Linked DNA regions of Mus musculus: region 2 is linked to region 1. Evidence: chromatin loops called from intact Hi-C (ENCODE). Cell type or tissue: left cerebral cortex. All regions are shown on one strand. Links, peaks and the distances in the headings refer to the core of each region. The heading gives the core; the rest is flanking DNA.

Region 1 (5,383 bases), core at 204-5,203:
ATAAAAGGTAGATGAGAAGAAAAGTACTACCTCTTGGAACCAAGGGAATGGCTGCTGAGCTAGACGGGGCCCTGTTGACCCTGCCGAAGGACCATTCAAAGCCATGGCCATACACCACTGCTACCTGTTGGCATGTGCTATCCACAGCAAAGGAGAGCCCCTATTTTTCTGCATTTGGCACCTACAGCAATCAAAAAGCCCTGTGGGCTCATAAAACCTTCTGTACAAGCAGCCAGCAGTAGTGTAGAGATGAGAAATGAGAAGCACTTTCTAGTTGAAATAGACACAACCGATCATATTTCATCAAGATCATCCCCCAAGCATGATCAGTAACGGTAAAGTACGGGCTCCACCATGGCTCAAAGGAAACAGAAGCCGCCAGAAGAAAAGGAAGATCGTTCAACAAAATATAAACAGGTGATGTTTTTTTTTTCTCCAGGCAAACTATAAGGCATTCTGCTTAATACGTTGAGAATTTGCACAAGTTTTGAAAACTCAAAGGGCAGCATATATAAATGCTACCGATTTTAATGTTTATTACAAGGACATAATAGTCACAAAAACAAAATAGTAAAACTGAAGGCCTTCTAGTGTCGTCTCACTGTTTTTAATTATAAAACAGACAAATTCTGTTATAAGAGCTAGTTATATGGTAACATATTGAGTGGCAAATAATAATAATAATTAATAACAATAATAATAATTTTAAAACTACACCAAACCACTTATGGGTGGTGAGCTTATTAAGCAATGTGGAAAGTGCAACAGATATAAAATGCCCTAAAAGGGAATGGGTGGGGTCTAAAATCAGTTTGTCTCACCAAACTATAACCAGGTGAGCTGAAGAAGGAAGAACCCATAGGAAAGAAGTTTGGAGAACAAAACCATTAACTTCAAATTTATGCTTAAGGCAGTCCATGACAGCACTGATGAAGCAAATCCATTTTTATTACGGGTATCAGAACAAATCCAATAGCACTGAAGTGGGCTGGAGCGATGTAAGAGCACGTACTGCTCTTCTAGAGGACCTGAGTTCACTTCCTAACACCGCATCAGGTAACTTTCAAAGGCCTGTAATGCCAACTCCGAGGGATCTGGCACATTTTTCTGGATCCCATGGGTATTCACATATACATGCCATATACACATCTTTTTAAAATATCACTGAGTTCAAGGCCAGCCTGGTCAACACAGAAAGTTTCAGACAGCCAGGGCTACAGAGAAACTCTACCACAAAACAAAACAAAAGGTATAGGTCAGTTAAGAGATTTTTATATAAAGTAGTAAAATTATGTTTTTTAACCATTGTCAACATATCTGACCTAAGTGGATGTAGCCATGGCTGGTAAAATTAATAGAAGACGATGTTATCACGCCTAAAACTCATGTATAATGAAATATCACTGAATAGTACATCAAGACTAAATTTCCTCAGGACCAAGGCATGAACTCATTGCCAATTCCAGCAAGTTTTGAAAAAAGTGCTGATGCAGACTATAGCAACATCATCTCTCTTCAGAATATGGGCAAATTAAAGTCACATGCTGGTGAAATGTTATGAATTGTGACCTCTTACAAGTCATTTAGGGAATCAAAAACAAAATTTGGAGTTGAGTATGGTGGCACACGATGAAGGCTGGAGTTCGAGTTAAGGCCAGCCTAATCAACACAGGAGGTTCCAGGCACTCCAGTTCTGCGTGGTGAGACTCTGCCCTCTCACTCTCCCATAAACAACAACAACATTGTATCAAAAATTGACAATAAAAACTGATTTATCATTTACAGATTTGTCATTTATTTTCAGATTCATCATTTAAGTGAATTTAGCTACTCATGTAGATGAGTTAGAACAAGGTAAAAAAAAAATCAAGGTAAAAAACTAGCTTCTCAATAAAATATTTCAAATTATAATTCCTTCCAAATAAAACTAAAGTATGACAAACTCAAATGATTTGTATGCATTTCTACACACTGGCTAAATAAAATATGTATCCCTTGGTTTTTTTTTTTTTTTTTTTTTGATTTGACACAATATGGAAGCTGATTTCAAGATTTCTGGGAAAACATCTGGGACTCCATGTTTAGTCAACAAAAACATTCCCTGTCAATCTTTGAATGCAGAGCTGAGATCTAATGTTCAGCTTAGAAGAGAATTTGATCACATCTCTTTCCTGGACCTTTGCAGGGCTTCTCTTCCCAGAAACAAATACCCTCACATTACAATCATGTCTAATGTCAACATACCACTCTTTGGCAGCACATGCATTTGTGAATAAATATTTTCAAGGTTGAAGCACACTAAGAGAACCAATATTCAAACCAGAATATCTAATGAGCACCCTGAGAATTGCAACTACTTCTATTGAACCAGTTATCGGTGCATTCATTTAACAATGTATCCTGCTGTTGAATTTTTCTCTTTAATACCAAAAAGCCATGAACCTGAAAATTATAGAGTGTGCCTAAAGAGGTTAAGCAACTTCAGTTAGCAAGCCTAGTCTAACAACATTCCTGATCCTAACTAAAGATCAGTAAATAAACTCGCATGTCAATAGTTGATGGCAAATAATGTTTAAAGTCTGCCATCCTTTCTTATTTTCTGTCTTACTCCCTCCATTCTCTTTCTTTCTTGATTTAACAAGTTTTGTTTTTCAATTAATTGTCCCCAGATGGGCCCCAATTACACATGGTCAAAGAATAGACTGTATGCACCAGTGGCGACTGAGATGAGGTAGCTGCTGTGCTTTAGGGGGCCCTGTGTGGGTATGGCCAGTGAAACCCAAAGGAAACAGGCCGCCACGTGGAACTGCTAAGGACAACTGCACGTGGAAGGAAATATGCTGCTGCTGATAACTCCAGAACTTATCTAAGTGACTAAAATGTCACTTCAACTAGGATAAGTCCAGATGCCAGGGGAGTCATTAAGGGACTCTGCAATGAGGATGTTGAATTTAGTTTGAACCTTTGGAAAGGACATGTGATCCACAAGAACAGGGACTTCCAACTGTCTACTCATTGCTACCGTCCTAACTCTCAGAGAAAAGCTTAGAACATGACGGGGAGATACTGACTGCCTGGGTGGATGAATGTGGGTGTCAAACATCCTTGAGTCCTTTTCAACCAGCAGTTGGAGAAAAATCAGTTTCAGCCTTAGAGGAGCAATTTGAAGCATGAGTCAAGGGCTTCTATTCATCAGGAGAAGAGTTTGTCTGTCTTGTAACCCTAGGGCTTCCACAAGAGAGGGTACGAGACAAAGTATCTCAACCTTAAAGAAATGGAAATGATGTTTTGTTTGTTTGTTTATTTGTTTGTTTTTTGAAACAGGGTTTCTCTGTGTAGCCCTGGCTGTCCTGGAACTCACTCTGTACACCAAGCTGGCCCTGAACTCAGAAATCTACCTGCCTCTGCCTCCCAAGTGCTGGGATTAAAGGCATGCGCCACCACACCCGGCTAGTTGTTGTGTCCGTAAAGCTTGTTAAATAAATATAAATTTCCAGTCTCAATTATTTGGGAGCTAGCTGGGTTAAGAGGAAAACTGCAACACTTATTTAAAAGCCACTAAAATGAAACTCATAGAAACCTATCTGCTTCTGCCTGAGTGCTGGGATTATAGGCACGCACCACTGTACCTGGCTACATGGAGCAATCTTAAATGTATATTACTAAGTGAAAGGAGACAATTCAAACAGGCTGCCTGCAATGTGGATCTAGCGGTGCAACATTCTTAGAAAGGTAACATTTTGGAAACAGAAAGTAAACTACTGGTTACCACCAGGCAGTGGAGTGGAACAAACAGGCAGACCACAGAGGATTCTAGGAGAGAGGAAAAGCTTTGTACAATACTGACAATGACAGACACATCGTTGGACATTTGATTCCCAACCTAAGTTATGAGCTTTGAGTGATAAATATGTCAGTACAGGCTTGCTGTAACCAGAGCTCCACTGTGTAGGGTGTTGATAATGGTGGAGAGGGTGTGTGAGGAGAGGCACATGGGGAATCTGTCCTTTCCACATTGCTCTGAACCTCAAAGAGCTCTAAAGTAATAAAAACTTAAAGAAGAAAGAAAGCAAATCCTGAGGATTCTGGGTGAGATGTTCCAGATTCTAAGATGTGGGGTTTTGAAGTTTGGATCTTGTTTTCTCCTGTAACTGCTAAGCAAGGATTTTTTTTTTTAATGTAGATGGTTGAGGAGGGGATTGCAGTTTATACAAATATCTACATTTTGGGTTCTGCTCTCTGTTACTGGTGCAGTCATCTCTCAGTATCAGAGGGCTGGATTCTGAGACCTTGAATCAACAAAAGCCTTGACTGTGCCTTCCCTGTATAAAGTGTCACAGCCAGGGAGATGGCACAGTGGACACAATGCCCGTGATGCAAGCATGAAGACCTGAGGTCAGATCCCCAGAGCCCACGTAGATATTCAAGGGTGGTGGCATTTGTCTATGATCCCAGCTCTGGAGCAGGAGCATGGAACAGACAGATCTCTGAAGTTCACTGATTAGCTGAATCACACACACACACACACACACACACACACACACACACACTTAACTACAACCTCCCTCCCACATACACATTCATGCTTGAACAAAAGAGGGCGTGAACACTCCCACAATACAGCCCCACCACACACATATACACGCATGTGTGCATGAACAAGAGATGGCACAGTCTTTGCATGTAACCCTTATAGTTACTGAAAAGTAGGTTAGAGAACCACGAAGAAAAAAGGATCCACACAGGCTCAGTGCAGATGCCTTGCTTTTTCCAAATATTTTTGAAGTTGGTTAGATCTGCAGGTGCAGAATCTGTGGATGCAGGAGCCAACAGAATACTTCCTTTTGTCATAACGTCTAGTAACAGTGGGATTATATCCACTTTACAGAAGAGGAGGCTCTCGGCAAAGCTAAGCAATGGTGTGAAGGGTCACGTGGAGAGAAGGTTCTCAGCATTGTGACTCTGACCCCAAACTGGGTAACTGATAATGACTGGAATCAGGGGTTGGCGGGAATATAAGAAATGGCTTGGGAAGTTGTCCTTGAAAGGAGCTAGGGTGGTTTGCAATGAAAACAGCAGAGCCAGCTGTAGTAACATGCAACTGTAGTTGTGGCTCCTCAGGACTGAGAGTTCAAAGCCAGCCTGGTCTACTCAGTGAGACACCAAAATCAGGGAAAAGGGATGAGAGAAACATGGAGGGCAAGAGCTCCCCAGTGTTCTTTCAAATCTGACTGTATTCAGAGCATCTCTCACACATGTGTGCCCCCAACTACCCTTTGCCCGAGTCAAGCTTTGGTTGTGGAAAACCGAAGTTCAAGGAAACCATCAAGTTGGTTGACGTTTCTAGGCCCAGGGAGTCTGTATCTGAAAGTACCAAGGTGGC
Region 2 (5,383 bases), core at 91-5,090, 52 kb before region 1:
AGGCCTACGGAACTTCACCGGTAATGCTTGCGCTGCAGTACTTGCACATTTATGCTCGCAACATAAACTGCTTTTTTGAAACACTGACAACCATCAAATAAAGGGGGAGGATGCTTTCACCCTCCCCCCACCCTCCCCCAGCAGTTTCCCAAGTCACAGATCCAGAGCTGGAAAGACAGGAGTAAGGAGCCAGCCTGCATGCTGTGAGGCAGACGACTATCACAAAGTGACCACCAATAATCCTGTATCACACAACAACATTCCAGCCAAATCAAAGAGTTATTTTAAAAATGAAAGCCATGACCACTTATTTAATCTTGGGCTCTAAGCTAAAAAAAAATTCAGGAAATGATTAACAGACTTGAATGACATAATTTAGTACTAAGTTTTGGCAACGGCTCAAGGATGCAAGTACTCTCATGAACTGGTGGGAACAAATTGGCATATTATTTCTGGCAGGCAGTTTGGCTAAATGTGTTGAAAGTCTTTAAAATGTTTATACTCTTTGACTCACTAAGTCAACGTCTAGGAATTTCTCCTGAAGAAATAATCAGAGATATATAAAAATTTACTTTTAATATTCTAAGACAAGAAAGAACATAAACAACCAATAATACACACATAGCAATAACAGTGGACTAGTGAGTATAAAATAGTTGCATGATAAGTACTAGCTGGCATTGAAAGCAACATTTTAAAAAGCCAGTGCTAGAATATGCTCACAAAGTATTAAATGTATCAAAAAGTCCATCAATGTATACAGGATGGTTCTAAATCTTATTTTATCCTATTTTTGTGTGGAGCTAGGGATCAAATCTAAAGTCTCAAGGAGGCTATGAAAGTATTCTACCACCAAGACACAGGTCACCCCTGACGGTCTTCATCACTACACCATATCATCTGATGTAATTTACAGTATTTCCACTAATCTTTTTATCTATCTGTACAGAAATCTGGGTGGGTTTTTTTTGTTGTTGTTGTTTTGTGTTTTGTTTTGTTTTAAAATTTGGAATCCCCAGAGCTAACCTGCCTAAATTCTAATAGATTTCCAAATCAGAAGGCTTAGATTCACAAATACAGTTGAATAATTGATTCTCTTTGGTTCACAATGTTAAGGTCTCAAAGAGAAATGTCAACAAATACTAGTTGAGAACTGTCTTCTTACCTTAGCTAGCAGGCTGGAAACATGTTTAATTTCACCATTTGCCTTTAGCAATTCTTGTCTGAGCTCTGTGCAAGACAGCTGCAACTGATCTTTCTCAGCTCGAGCCACTTTCAGCATCTCCTGAACCTCGAAGTTCTCTGCTGTCTGCCCCACAGTACTGCTGGCCTCTATGGCTTTTTGCTTATCAGCCTCCAAAAGAGCCTTCAAGGACCCATTCTCCATTTTCAAGCCTTCCAAGGTAACTCGACATTCCTCCAGAGTTTTGGCCATCACACTATTATTACACCGCTCATGTTCTAGGAACCCATTCAGCTTCTCATTTTCTTCCTTCAGGTGCTTAATCATGTCTATAGCGCCTTGGTTTTCTTCCTCAACCTTCCGTAGGCTACAGGTCAGCTGCTGCTGAATGTTGAGCAGCTTCTCTCTTTCAAAGCGGCTCTTCTCGAGAATATCCGTGCACTTCTGCTCCAGCTCAAGGACCTTCCCTCCCTGGGCACTGGGTTCCTCATTCTTCACTCGCTCCTGTAAAAGGTTGATCAGCTTCTCATTTTCCTGACTCAGCTGTTCTGCCCTCTCTCGGTGCTGGTGGAAGGAGGTCTCCAGAATGGTCTTCTCATCCACTAGCTTCTCGTTCTCGGCTGTCAGTTCCTGCACCATCTGCTGCTGGTCTGATAATTCCTGCAGAGTAGCCTGCAGCTCTTCTGCAGTGCTGTGCTGATTCTCCTCCATCTTCTGTATCTTCTCCGTGAGAGATGCCAAGGACAGCTCACTTGCATTGTTTGGGGAGCTCCCAGTAGGGGAGCCCTTGGAGCTCTTAAAAGGGTTGCTAGTGGCTGACAGGGGCCGAGACGGGGTGTCTGCAGTGATATGCTCAAAATCTGAGGCGTCCGGTGACAGAGAGGCTTTGGTGACATCACTGCTTGAAGACCCTGATGTCCGCAAGGCACTCCCATGTGTGGTTCTTCTGTACTCATCTGTTTCACTAGACAACTCATTTCCAACTGGGCTTCCAAAACTGGACTCGTGGGTTATAGATGTTGGGCAGCTGCTGTCACCAGTGTGACTTGCTGCCCCTTCTGAATTTGGTGACTGCTCAAGGTAAGTCAGTTTCTCCTTCAAGGCCCTGTTTTCTTCCTCTAGGTCAGCAAGCTCTTTCTGAAAGGTCTTGTTCTTCTCCTCCAGGGTTCTTATCAAAGGCTGTGCATCACTTTCTGGGGATGCTGTTCCCTCTGCACTTGGGTCTGAAGCATTGGCATCCTCAGTGCTCAGGGCCCACCTCTCTTTGCATTTTTTTAGTTCACTTCGAAGCCTGTTGATTTCACTGTCTTTGGTTTTGGCTTCTGCCAGAAGTTCTCGTACCTGGGACTCGAGCACAGCCTTCTCTGCACCTTCATGCTCTTGCTTAGGTTTTGCAGGGGTGGTCCTCAGATGCTTGGTAGGAGTGGGATTGCAGGAAGAAGTTGGGCTGGAGCCTAACTTCTTTGAGCTGGAGGGACCACGTGGCACAGACCTCTCTCTGGAGATAGTTACTGAGAGCTCCCGTGGAGCTGGAATGCCTGTCCGTTTAGTTGTTGGAATAGTCCCTAAAGACAAAAGATGAAAGAAAAAATGAAACAAAAAAGAAAGAAAAAAAATTTTATAATGAAACTCAAATGTCTTCCATATATGGCATAGATGATGCTATGGCTGTCACTCTTCATCCAATTCTTCCTCCTCTAGGTATCTTCTCAGTAAGAGCGGCAAGGACAACTCATTTGAATTGTTTGGGGAGTTCCCAGTAGGGGAGCCCTTGGAGCTCTTAAAAGGGTTGCTAGCGGCTGACAGGGGCTGAGATGGGGTGTCTGCAGTGACATGCTCAAAATCTGTTTTGAATAGGGTTTCTGTACCTCTTCCCATGGGCTTGTGTATTAAGGAAACCAGACTCTTAGCCAGAGCAATCCAGAGCAATCCTATCCCCTGAGAACTCATAACTGAATTAAGATCTATGGACACGACCAGGAACCCAAAGTTGCCACACTAGGCTGGGGACTCAGAATGGAGAACTGCTTAGCTCTCCCCAGAGAAGCTTCTCCTTGTAGTGGGTGGTAATTAACAGAGCTCTGCAGCTAGACAGTGTCCAGAGAGTGAGCAGCTTTGAAGCACTCAGCCCTATAAGGTATGTCTTTAACAAACCCCTCCCTTCAAAGCTGAGACGTATGTGGAAGAGGAGGTAGAAAGATCTTAATAGCCCGAAGTGGTGGATAACTCCAAGAAAAAGGTGTTTCCATACAGAACAGGACTGATAGACATATGAACCCACAGAGACTGTGACAGCATACATATGTCCTGCACAGACTCAAACCAGACCAAAGCCCAGCACTGAGACAGAAAAGTGGGCACAAAGTCCCACCCCCTAACCAAGAAACTATTTGCAATGGGAAAGAAAAAATGGCAGTTTTCTCCAATGTAATGTCACAGGGCATGTCAATCACATTCCAGGACAGGCTCCATGCCCATGAATAGGTGGCCCAAACAAAATAAACTCCATACTTTTTCATGCACATTATCTTTAGTTATTGACTTTTTAAAAATTTTGCTTATCTATTATGATTTCCACTTTTGTTTTTGTTTTGTTTTGTTTCATTGTTTGGAGAGGGATCTAAGAAGAGCTGGAGAGGGTAAAGAATACGATCAAAATATTCTGTATGAAATATACTTTCATATAATTAAAAAAAAGATCTATAGATACTAGAAAAAATGCAGTAGAGTGCAAGAGTGGGCTGCTAAATATCACTAGCATGGCGAGAAAAGCAACAGCTGACAACCACTCTGCTGTCCTGTGAGGAAGGTAAGGCTTGATCTGTGGTACAGAAAGAAGAAAACCAACTTCTTAATAGCATCATATCAACCCTGGAGCTTGGCCTATTGCTGGACTTGCAGTTACAGCAGCTGATTTACACATTTCCTATAGGTTACTCTGAATCTATAACCTATAGCTTAATACAGCTATACAGATAATGTTGAGAACTAAATAAAATACAAGTTTATTTTCATTTCCCAATAACATATTTTAACTGAGTGCAACTTTGAGATAAGGGGGGGCTTGGGATATAGCTGATATTTTCCAGTATATCTAGGGCCCTAGATTCCACCTTCAATGAGGAAGAGCAGGTATAGAGAGGGAAGCCTCTAAGGAGGAATTAGAAAACAAAGTTGGTACTTGGGAGGCAGATGCAGGCTGATCTCTTACCTCAAGGTAAGCCTGGTATACAAAGTGAGATCCAGGAGCCAGGGCTACACAGAAAAACACTGTCTCAAAACAAAACAAGACAAAACAAACAAAAACAAAACAAAACAAAACAAAAAGAAATAAGAACAAAGAAAAAAAACAGAATTGGTGTGTTCCTTTGTATTCATAGAGAAACAAGAACAAATGGGATAAGGATGGTTTAAAGAAACTGGTAAAACAGGGAAATGATATAAAATTTAGAATATTATTATGAGAAATATAAGTATGGGGTTTTTTCATTTTACTATATTATAGATAAGATTTTACTATATTATAGATACATTTTAAGGTAAAAAACATTTTAAAGCTTCCACAGAAGCCGGGAGTTGGTGGTGCATGCCTTTAATTCCAACACTTGGGAGGCAGAGGCAAGTGAATTTCTGTGAGTTGGGGCCAGCCTGGTCTACAAAGCAAGTTCCAGGACAGCTAGAGCTACAAGGAAAAAGCCTGTCTGGAAAAGCAAAACAAAACAAAAGGGTTCATACAGGGATCACAGAGAAATGAAAACTCTGGACTTAAACTTACTTAAAAACTGAAAAGACTGATGAGTATGGCCTGTAGCCTGCTCTCTAGTCAGGAAGGATCCTGGAGATAATCTATTTCTCCCTCTCTAAAGTATAGGAAGGGGGTGTAGAATGCACCCTAGACTGGTCACAGTCTAGTGTTAAGAGATTCTGAGTCCAACCTGGCCAAGACTGCCAAAAGAGGGAGCAGGAGCTGACCTCAACACAGCAATGACAATGGGCAGCAATAGCAGCCACTGGGAAGTCCTGCAGAAGCTCGGCCACGTTACTATATAGAGATGCTGGTTCTTTATGTTAGAGGTGGAGAGATGGGTGAGCACTTGTTGCTCTTGCAGAGGATCCAGGTTCAGCTCACAATACCCACATGATGGCTCACAACTAACTATCTGTAACTCCAGTTCCAAGGCATCTGACGCCCTCTTCTAA

What was found. Hi-C counts contacts between places; a loop is a spot of excess contacts. Peaks named below come from ENCODE experiments on the same cell type or tissue, not always from the same donor. Only the 100,000 strongest peaks of a DNase experiment are listed, where the experiment ranks them.
Region 2: a loop joins it to region 1, with 2.1 times the contacts of the local background. A loop is called at or near these places in 12 of 42 quality-filtered maps.

Annotation. Positions count from the first base shown.
Region 1 is chr11:62,063,341-62,068,723 of GRCm38, reverse strand. The region is part of intron 3 of Specc1 (sperm antigen with calponin homology and coiled-coil domains 1); the gene reads right to left. Among named protein-coding and RNA genes, the nearest start is that of Gm39988, 16 kb to the right of the region's middle. In left cerebral cortex, for the core only: no CTCF peak of the experiment used is centred there; a DNase peak (open chromatin) is centred at 3,077.
Region 2 is chr11:62,115,065-62,120,447 of GRCm38, reverse strand. Specc1 (sperm antigen with calponin homology and coiled-coil domains 1) reads right to left here. Exons shown (of 15, transcript NM_001281818.1): 4 at 1,166-2,748. Among named protein-coding and RNA genes, the nearest start is that of Gm39985, 29 kb to the left of the region's middle. In left cerebral cortex, for the core only: no CTCF peak of the experiment used is centred there; no DNase peak of the experiment used is centred there.